Linked DNA regions of Homo sapiens: region 2 is linked to region 1. A link is an interaction called in ENCODE POLR2A ChIA-PET data of the cell type or tissue named here. Cell type or tissue: GM12878. All regions are shown on one strand. Each heading gives the region's core, and the rest is flanking DNA. Links, peaks and the distances in the headings are about the cores only.

Region 1 (5,378 bases), core at 288-5,287:
CCAAGGGCCAAGACAGGAGGAAGGCAGAAAGCGGGTTCCTGAGGAGGCCACCCTGCACTTCCCCATGGCGACATCAGAGGCAAGGAGCTGCCTGTCCCTCGGAGCCTGTGCAGACCTTTTCGTCCAAGAGTTTAGCCAGGCCAACACCAGGCGTTCCTGGGCCCTAGGAGATGCCATGCCTGACAAATCACCAGAGAGTGAGCCTTTAGATTTGGAGATAAGAGTGGAATACAGAAAGCCGGGGCACCGGGATCCTGCCTTACCTATGGTTGCCAAGGTTACCAGTGCCTCATGTTTCTTAGTTACCACTCATCCCAAAATAGCCTCCATTGGTGCCAGCCAGCAAACTGCATTCCATATCACAATCATTTTTTTTTACCCTGTTTTGAGGGGAGGAAAAGGAAGTCACTTTACACCCAATAAGGTTATACAAAGCACACACAACTTGTTTCCTCATCTGATCTTTACCGTAGGTGGGTGAAAGATTACAATCTCCATTTTACAGGTGAGAAAACAGACCCGGGCAAGTGACCGGCCAACGTCAGATGACTGGCAGGTATCAGAACTAGAAGGAGCACCCAGACTTTCTGAGGCATCAGTCAGAACCCCTCCTACACTGGGACATTGCCTCTCACCGCTGGCATTTTGTTCCAGCCTGGGAGAGGCTGTGCTGGCCCCACAGTCCTCTATGGCAAGTGGAGGGTGTGGGGCAAAGGGTGTCCCTTGGTAGCTGCCACGGCCACTGCCCTCCACCCTATTCCTTCCCAACAGAACCCCAATTCTCTTCAGTTGTGGGGGGTCTAGATGATGCTTGAGACCTTCTCCTGCCCTAGGGTGTGCAGGTTGATTAGTCATAATGGTAATTCTATGCCTTTTGCTAGTGGTTGTCAAAATGTCGATATGTGACCTAATTCCAGCCAATAGAGGTTGGAGTAAATCTGCAGAGGCCATTACTTCTGGGAAAGATGTTTCTCTGTAAGAAAAGTAATTATCAGGAGGAAATGCCCCCCCCCAACTGGTGTCTTTTTGTGTGATATCAACTATTCGATGGTATGTGGCTGATGATGGTTAAGTGCAAGGATGCAAAGCTCTGGGGCTCAGCTCTGAAAGGTCACCTCCCCATCAAAGCCAGGCCGCCTCCATCCAGCACATCTGCATGGGGCCCCTTGGATTTTGCCTGTGGGCTTGTGCTTGTGGCAGGCCTCTGCTTGCCTGTCTCTCTCTGTATTGTTGGGCTGTGAGCTCTGTTTTCCTGTGTCCCCCTATCCTGTTGGGCTGTGAGCTCTGCCTTCCTGTGTCCCCCTGTCCTGTTGGGCTGTGAGCTCCCTGGTGCTGCACACTTGTCCCTTACTGCCCCTCCCCAGTGCAGTCTTTACATGGTCGGGGGCATGGTGGGGAAGTCCCTGAAAGCAGGGCCGTTTCATGAATTCTTCGTAGTCCCTATGGGAGGTATTCGTACCCCTATTTGTGAGGGACCCTGATGACTCTCTTTAGAAGGTCCTTAGCTTCGGTTCTTATAGTCAAAGAGCAAGTACCGCTCCTCTCAGCATCTTCAGAGACCAGGCTTGTTTTGGAACTCTGTCAACGGAAAGCCTCCATGGTATAGACAACGATCATTGCCACCATTTGGGGGGTTTTGTTAATGTGCTCTAAAAAGGAGGGCCGCCTCATTCTCTCCCTCCACCTTTCCTAAGGGCCTGGTGCATGCTAAGCACTGGGCTCGGAGGGAAAGCTCACTCGATGGGTCTCCCACCCGCAGAGCCCCAAGCCCAGCAGAGCCCACACAGCCAGAGAGAGCCCTGGCGGCCTAGGGCCCGGTGCTGTGGACAGGAGCCCACACTGTGCCATGGGAGAGGAGCGGCCCCTGTGTGTGGGAGGGGACAGAGGGCAGGCAGACGCTGACTGGCTAGTGGAATAGAAAGGACCTCAGACCAGAGGAGGCAAGAAGCAGGTGGGCCCCAGCGTCCCTGTGCAGCCCGTTTGGAAGTTTATGTGGGAAGCTGTGGGAGGATAGAGTGACTGTGGCTCCTGAGGGCCCGGGCCGGGAGAAGATGGGGGTCTCTGTGTGACCTGCAGTGACTGGGAAGACACTGATGGCTTCAGACTGGGGAGTGAGCTGTGCTGCTGGCCGCGGGAGGCAGGTGGCTAAAGGAGAGTGGAGCAGGGAGGCCGGCTGGGAGGTGGCTGCGGTAGGTCCATGAGGGTCCTGAGGGATGCAGGAGGCGCTGCCTGGCGGGGAAGAGGAAGGCAGCTTGAACACACGGGGCCAGTCCTGGCTTGGTCTCCCCCAGTGGATGGACCCAGGTCATGTTATCACTCCTCTCTGGGTTTTTAGTTTCTCAGTGCAAGCAAAACGAAGAGCCACCATGATCTCCCGCCCTGGGCCTCTGCATTCCCGGCTTCTCTTGGCATGAGCTGTGCCTGTAGAAATCGATGCGGGTCATGGTGCTGACTGGATGTGCAGGCCAGAGGGAGGGAGACTCCGGGGTGGCACCCCTGCTTCTGGTCCTTCAGGGTCTGGGAGGGCAGGCTGTGAGCAGGGACGAGGGGGTCAGGTGCAGTCAGCTCTGTGCGGGGAGGTGACAGGCTTGGTGTGACTGCTGACGCTGACATGCTGGCAGGACACCGGGGTTAGGGAGCAGGTGTCCAGCAGGTGGCTGGAAGAGGTCAGGGCTGGAGCCCTGGTGTGGAAGTTCTTCACATGGAAGGGAGAGGATAAGATAGGCAGGGATGAAGTAACTGAGGGAGACGATGTACAGAGAAAAACCAAGAGCAGAAACCTGCAGGTGCTCTCCTTTGGGGATCAGAGAAGCATCAAGAAGAGGATTACGTGCAGGAAAGTGGCAGAGACGTAGTTCAGGAAAGCCTACCAGGAGAGGAGGCGTTTAGAGGGATGATAATGTGGTTCATTATAGACATGAAAATAATCTCACTATCGTCATAATAGGTGTGAGACTCCATTACAAAAAGCATGTATGAAATCCCTTCTGGATTGGGCACCATGGCTTATGTCTGTAATTCCAGCACTTTGGGAGGCCGAGGTGGGAGGATCACTTGAGTCCAGGAATTTGAGACCAACCTGGGCAACATGACACTACCCCATCTCTACAAAAAACCAAAAAATTGGCTGGGTGGGTGTGGTGGTGCGTGTCTATAGTTCCAGCTACTTGGGAGGCTGAGGTGGGAGGATCGCTTGAGCCTGAGAGGTGGTGGTTGCAGTGAGTCAGCTGTGTTAACGACACTGCACTTCAGCCTGGATACAGAGCGAGACCCTGTGTCAAAAAAAAAAAAGAAGAAGTAAAGAAAACACATACACACACCCACACAAACACACACACACACGCGCACACACACACGAAACCCCTTCTGTAAACAAATGAGGATGTGGTCAGTGCCCTTCAGCTCAAGCCACAGACCAGCATCTGAACAACCCTGGGCTCATTGCAACCAGGAAGGGAGCACACTGCGCAAGGCCCTGGGGTGTCTCAGGAGAGGGGTTCAGGAAGGACCTGCTCACTTGGGCTGCATTAGGGGATTTGGAAGAGGTTTTAAGGATGCGGAGCTTTCCTCCTTGGATTGGATTCTATCGGAAAGCAGGGCTAATTCTGTGAATTGTGGTCTTAAATCTTTTCCAGAAGGAGAGAGGAATGAAGTGAAGCTAGAGCTGTTCTTGGTGAATAAACTGCAGTCCCTCATAGTAGCCAGGCCAGGGAGTGTTTGAAACAGCAGGAGGGACGCCTGAACTCTTAGGGGAAGAAAGCAGGAGATAGTGGGTGCGGTGACGGGAGGGAGTGGAGGATGGCCTTTCTGTAGGGAAGGAGGGGGCTGGCTTGGGAGGAGCAGAGAAGTTAGGACGATCCTTCTGTGACCCACACAGACAAAGAGCTCCCGGTCATGGCTTTTTGATATAAAATCTCAGCCGCTGAGCTCGCTAGCATTTAGGACTCAGGAGCGCACACGGCTGCGGTTGCTTGTTTTTCCAGCCGTCTCTTCATTTCTTTGCTTGATTCCCAAGCATGTGTCAGAGTTAATGGAGCGGTTCTATTATTAAACCACTTAGAAATTTAAAAGGCAATGTACTCAGGTTTGAATGGGACCATTAGTTATTGGGAAAACAACATTTGTAAGAGAATTCCTTATAAAGCTCAATGTTACCCCTTGGAACCACATCCCTGAAAAAAACAGGATCACCTCCAGAGCTTAGAAACCGGCTACTCTGTGCATTTGGTAAAAAGCAAAGGCATCTCTATTTCCAGTGGAGTGCTTCACGAAACACTTCAAAATATAGATCTGAAACTCGCTTTCTGGTTTAGTGTCTACCGAGAAGGTGAGATTCAGTTTTCACTTTTGAAGAAGTGTGCAATGCTGCTGAAAGCCACAAGGGCTTCCTTTGGCAGAACCTACACCTGCTAAGATGCCAGGGCGCCATGCGCCGTTCTGTTCTTTACTGAGAGTCATCAAATGTATTTTAAACTATATTTTTGTTGATGGAGGCATGGTGGCTTTAGGATATGGTGAAGATGTGGAAGGGGCCGGGGTGGGGGACTGTCAGCTGGGCAGTCTGGAGAGAGTCCTAGGAGGTCTTGTGGCATTATCTGTGCCCCAGTTCTATTTCCTGCTGGCTAGCAGACACAGAGCAGCCTCGACCTTGGCATTAACCCATGTTTGCGTGGCTCAGCAATTTACAAGTCTCATCCATAGGCATTACTTCACCCATTTCAGATCTCTCTCGGAAACAGGTGCAAATAGTTTCCTTCAAAGGGCACACATTGCTCACACAGTCAGAGTCAAGGCGAATTTGAATTGTACCCACGAATTTGAATTGTACCCAGTTCCAAATTTGTCTGGCCTCTATGTGCCAAGTTAGACATATGTATGTGTGCATAAATGAGGTGTCTGGCACGGGACCTAGAGGCAACTGGGAAGGGTGAAAAGCTAGATTTGGAGCTATGAAGACCTGAGTTCAGGTCTTGGCTTGGTCTCTTATTAGTTACTTGACGTTGGGCAAGTTATTTGCCCCTCTGAGGGTAAATTTACCTCTTCTACAAGATGGAGCTGGTTACAGTACCTTCTTCTCAGAGGGATTTCGAGGCACATATGAGACATGGAATGTGGAAGCATCTTATAAATGATGAAGCACCCTGCATTGGAGATCACCGGCAAACTCAGCGTGTCTCACGGAGGGTGTGATCAGAACGCTGGAAGACCTTGGAGTCCTATCGTGTGTGATGGTGAAAAAACCAGCATGGCTTAGCCCCAGAGACAAGTTCATCCCTCACTGCCAGTTTCTGGCAGGTCGACACGGTGTAGAGGAGCTATGACAAAGCGAGTGGGTCCCTGGGGGACTTCTGCTGAGTCACCTCTGAGTCTCAGTGCCC
Region 2 (5,378 bases), core at 122-5,121, 64 kb before region 1:
ACAGTTTAGGAGACTAAGACTCTCAAATTACAGTCTCCTTTTCCATAGTGTTATGTTAGACCCTTTTCCTACAGTAAAGGGAAGAGAGATTAGAGCAAGAAAATACATGTAGATCTTTATTAAATACAAGTGACTGTAATGAGAAAGACAACAGGGTAGCACAGAACACTATTTTCTATCATTGCCAATGTAGCATAGACCTAAGCAAGCGTTAAGTGATGAGACAAACCTGTGTGACACATATTTCATCTTCAGAATGACTCGGAGGGTATAGGAATCACTGTGTACCATTTATAGATAATTCAGGTACAATGAGGTTGAGAACCTTGCAGGTAGAGCAGGTTCTCAAGCTTGTTAAAGAACAGTAGGTTCTTGTCTACCAGGGGAATGAAGTAGCTAGGAAAAGTCCTTACCTTGGTAATCTTCTGGTCTGTTTTTGTTGGATCCAAAAATCTTAATGGTAGGAAATCCCTGAACACCATACTGACCTCCTAGGGAATGATGCTTATCTGCATCAACTGCACCAACTTTGACAACATCCTGTGGAAATGTAAAAGAAATAACAATTTTTCCTTCCGCTAAAGCAGACTCCACAAGAACTCATTATCTGCTTCACATAGACTCAGAAAAAGGTAATAAAGCACAGGGTGCAGTTTGCAATCAGTCAATAAGGGCTTTAGCCTTGAACACCAGAAGAGAATCTAAATGGAATGATGGGGGAAATCAAAGCCCATGGAGGGAACTCTGCAGCTCACAGAATTGGCAGGGCTGAGAGTAACTGTCATTTATCTGGGAAAAACAATAAACAAAAACAGGCAATGTAAACATTTAAATGTGTATTATCCCCTTGTTCTCAGTATGATTTTGACAACAGAACCAGTATTTTCAACTCTGATATGCAAACTAGCTTCCCATTGAACATTAAACCATCTGCATACTTATTACTTAAACATACACAGGTGAATATGGACATCTTAGAAACTTACTGTAAAAAAAAGTTTTGTAAGCCTTTTGCATTCCTAAGAAACTTACTTTTAATGCAGTTGCTGCTTTCTTCCATTCTGGTGTTAATCTTTGACAGTGACCACACCTTTTGGGGGAAGACAACACAAAGCAACCATTAAAGCCTTTGATTCTCAATTCAAAAAATTCAAAAATTCAATTAAAAAACCCCATCAATGGTCTATTGAATGAGATGCCTGCAAAGAGGACAAGCACAAATAAAACAGGATCAAGGCCGGGCACGGTGTCTCACGCCTGTAATCTCCAGTACTTTGGGAGGCCGAGGAGGGAGGATCACTTGAGGTCAGGAGTTTGAGACCAGCCTGGCTAACATGGTGAAACCCCGTCTCTAATAAAAATACAAAAATTAGCCAGGCGTGGTGGTGCACGCTTGTAATCCTAGCTACTGGGGAGGCTGAGGCACAAGAATCACGTGAACCCAGGAGGCAGAGGTTGCAAGAGCTGAGATCATGCCGCTACACTCCAGCCTGGGCAACAGAGTGAGATTCTGTCTCAAAAAATAAAAATAAAAATAAATAAGTAAAATAGGATCAGCAACCTGGATGAACTCACCATTTTATTACTTACAACAATCACTTTTCATATCATCCTAATAAAAAAGCTTCCAGCCAGGTGCAGTGGCTCACGCCTGACTTTGGGAGGCCAAGGCAGGCAGATCACTTGAACTCAGGAGTTAAGACCAGCCTGGCCAACATGGTGACACCCTGTCTCTACTAAAAATACAAAAATTAGCTGGGCATGGTGGCACACACCTGTAATCTTAGCTATTGGGGAGGCTGAGGGAGGGGAATCGCTTGAACTCGGGAAACGGAGGTTGCAGTGAGCTGAGATCGTGCCACTGCACTCCAGCCCGGGCAACACAGCAAGACTCTGTCCCCCACCCAAAAAAAAAAAAAAAAGCTTCCGAATTACTGCTCAATTAAATCACATTTAAACTCTATAATTTACAACTCTACACCCTCAACAAGCCCTTTAGAATCTATCTGGTCCAATGTGCTTCACTGTGTGGAGCTGAAAGCCTAGGCACGATGCAGATTCTTGGGGTCCACAAACCCAAACTTCCTAGTGGAAGAAGTGCATTTTATTAAGTTCTGCTAGTGATTCTTAAACCTACTGGGGTTTGATAGTCTCTAGTCCAACTTTTTAATTTTATATATGAAGTATCTGGCCCAGATCAACTATGCCTATATCTCAATACTTTCTGGGTCCCGCAAATTGCTTCTGGACTTAGAAACACATGCATAAACCCACGTTAGTGAGCCTAACAAGCCGAAAAGCATGACGTGACACCACAAGATGGCGATGTGAGTGAATGACTGAGGTGGGGGGAGGCAGGGAAAGCGGAAGAGAGTGGGGAGAGGAGGAGAGAAGAGAACACAAGGAAAAACAACCTTAACCTTGCAGGTACTATTATTGGGAAATACAACACAGAAAAGCGCTTTTAAAAAATTACATGTGCGTAAACCTATTAGCCCTTACCACTCATTGAGGTTGTAGGTAGCTATACTGTTTATTTTTATTGCTGTGTAACATTCACTGTATGCAGACACCATAGTTTATCCATTGGTGATTTAATGCATTTTTAAAAACAAAGTAAATTCTCTTCTAATTAGGTCTCTAAGAACCAAATGCACAAATGCTAGGTGCCAGCACCATGATGAAAACACTTATAGATGACTTCATTTAATCAGCATGAAGCTGAGGGCAGGTCCTCTTGTTATTTCATTTTACAGATGATGGAATTGATGTTGAGAAGAAATTTACCCAATATCACAGCCATCCAGTGTCAGAGCTGCCTGACAAGTTTTTGATTCCAAACACTACAATCATACAGGTAGAAGTCGTAATTATTATGTAACTGAGTATTGGGGCCTAAACTCAATCCCAGTATCTGAAGTTAGGGTCTATCGGGGGAATGTCCTGAAATGCTACTTCTACATATTTACATACAGTATGTTTTGTTGTTTAGGTGAGATACTAAAAAATTCAGAAGTCAGATTTTTACAGGGTTTTGTGCCTCTTTAATTTCAGTTTAAGAAAGGAGGACTAAATTCAGAGACTGTCAGAGTTCATCCTCTCTTCTATTTGATCTGCACATACATCATAATGCCACATACATATAAATATGGCATACAGTCTACCCAGGGGTTCTGCAACTGGGGTCCAGACTCCCAAAGGGCTGGTGGATAAAAATTTTGGGAATCCCTTTTAGGAAAAAAAAGAAAAAAAAAAAAAAAGAATAAATCTGAAGCCAAGGTGGCCTTTTAGGAAAAATTTAGGGGAGGGAGTCTATGAATTTGGATGAAAAAAAAGTCTTTATTTTCACTAATCTGTAATCGAAATTTAGAATTTCCTTACGAATGTAAACAACACTCCACAGTCAATTATTGTGACTTTATCATGAATGAAAATCACAGCTGTTTTCATGATCGCCACTATAGTTGCTGCAGGTATCTTCAAACATCATTTATGCCCATCACTATTCAGAATTATTGCAGCTGTCAAGCCTGCTGCTGGATCTTGGTACCGGTTTAGCATCTCTATTCTAAAAACCCACAACCTGAAATGTTCCAAAATCCAAAACTTTCTGAGCGACAACATGACACTCACAGGAAACAGTCACTGGAGCATTTCAGATTTTGTATTCTCAGATTACGGATGCTCTACAGCTAAGTATTATGCAAATCTTCCAAAATCTGACAAAATCCAAAATCAGAAACACTTCTGGTCCCAAGCATTTCAGATAAGAGATGTTCAACCTGTACTTACTGTTCTTGTAAAGTACTACATTAACATCAAAATTTTAATATTTCAATAATCATATTTCCATACTTTAGGTTTTTTTTTGCGATTCTATAAGCTTTATTTAAACGTGAAGGTTTGATTTTGATTTTTTTTTTTAAAGGAGATCTTTTTTTTTTTCTTTTTTTGAGACAGGCTCTCACTGTTGCCCAGGCTGGAGTGCAGTGGCACAATCACAGCTCACTGCAGCTTCTACCTCACAGGCTCAGGTGATCTTCCCACCTCAGCCTCCTGAGTAGCTGGGACCACAAGTACACGGCACCACGTCTGGGTAATTTGTTTCTTTTCTTTTTATTTTCGTAGCGATAGGGTCTTGCCACATTGCCCAAGCTGGCCTCGAACTCTGGTGCTCAAGCAATTTACCCACCGTGGTCTCCCAAATTGCTGAAATTATAATCGTGAGCCATCATGCCTGACCGTAAAAGTTTTATTATAAGAATCCAAGGCCTTCACCAAGATGCTAAAGGAATCCAAGCACAAAAGGAAGTTAAAAAGCACCTGCCTGACCCAGTGCAGTGGCTCACAGCTGTAATCCCAGCACTTTGCGAGGCCGAGACAGGCGAATTGCTTGAGCCCTGGAGTTAGAGACCAGCTTGGACAACATGGTGAAATTCCGTCTCTATAAAAAATACAAAAATTAGCAGGGCGTGGTGGTACATGCCTGTAGTACCAGTGCTGGGGAGGCTGAGGTGGGAGGATTACCTGAGCCTGAGAAATCAAGGCTGTAGTGAGCCGTGATCATGCTGCTGCACTCTAGCCTGGGAGAAAGTGAGACCCTGTCTCTCAAAAAAAGCGCTTGCTCTAATCAGACATTCAGTCACCCAAACACCACAAAGTAAAACTCTGCCAGTGTAATAATGATTAACTAGTGGATCTAGATCCTGCCTTCTCAATTATGCTGTCTTGCAGAGTTTTCTCTTGTATGGTCGCTCTCAGAAACAAGGTAAATTACCTATGCCATATATGATAAGCTTGTAAAAACCACATACAGAGACGTTTAACAATACAACAGTTTGTACAATTACTATTTATGTATTTGCTAGTATAATTGAGCTAATCCACACAGAATTAGCATTTGGACTGAACACATATATACCAGAGCCTTTAAAACAGTAAAGGCATTAGATGGACAGGACGCACAATGTGGCAACATCCACTTTGAAAATAGAGCGTTTTTACCTCCATTTGCTACACTGAGCATGAAGTAAAATGGTCCATGAGGACTGGTGGTTAGTTTCTAAAACTTAGTTTCAAAGAAAAAAGTTAAAGTGAGAAAGGAAAAAGTTTCATCAGGCATACCCTAAAATGTACCCATCAGGTTCTAATATCCCTCACTTAAGCTTACAAAGCCTTGTTCACATGTCAAAGGACTCCTTGGGATTTCAGATAACCACACAGTTCTTCACAGACACACAGCTGGCTAGGGTTTGGTTCTCCTCTCAGGATACTTGTGGCCTGCTGGTTTACAGCAGAGACAGCCTCATATACATCTTGCACAGTTTCCACTCTTCTATTTGGTGTTTTTTTGCATTAAATGCTTTAATCACACAAAT

What was found. Peaks named below come from ENCODE experiments on the same cell type or tissue, not always from the same donor. Only the 100,000 strongest peaks of a DNase experiment are listed, where the experiment ranks them.
Region 2: POLR2A ChIA-PET joins it to region 1 with 5 read pairs; 2 of 35 experiments call an interaction of 5 or more read pairs at or near these places.

The regions. Positions count from the first base shown.
Region 1 is chr2:10,860,697-10,866,074 of GRCh38, forward strand. No RefSeq gene overlaps it. Among named protein-coding and RNA genes, the nearest start is that of LINC01954, 15 kb to the right of the region's middle. RefSeq lists enhancers at 691-1,192, 1,193-1,694 and silencers at 3,187-3,236, 4,267-4,436. In GM12878, for the core only: a CTCF peak has its summit at 4,372; DNase peaks (open chromatin) are centred at 3,345 and 4,335; H3K4me3 peaks cover 831 bases; H3K27me3 peaks cover 187 bases.
Region 2 is chr2:10,796,668-10,802,045 of GRCh38, forward strand. PDIA6 (protein disulfide isomerase family A member 6) reads right to left here. Exons shown (of 13, transcript NM_005742.4): 3 at 1,033-1,090; 4 at 414-540. Among named protein-coding and RNA genes, the nearest start is that of PDIA6, 13 kb to the right of the region's middle. In GM12878, for the core only: no CTCF peak of the experiment used is centred there; no DNase peak of the experiment used is centred there.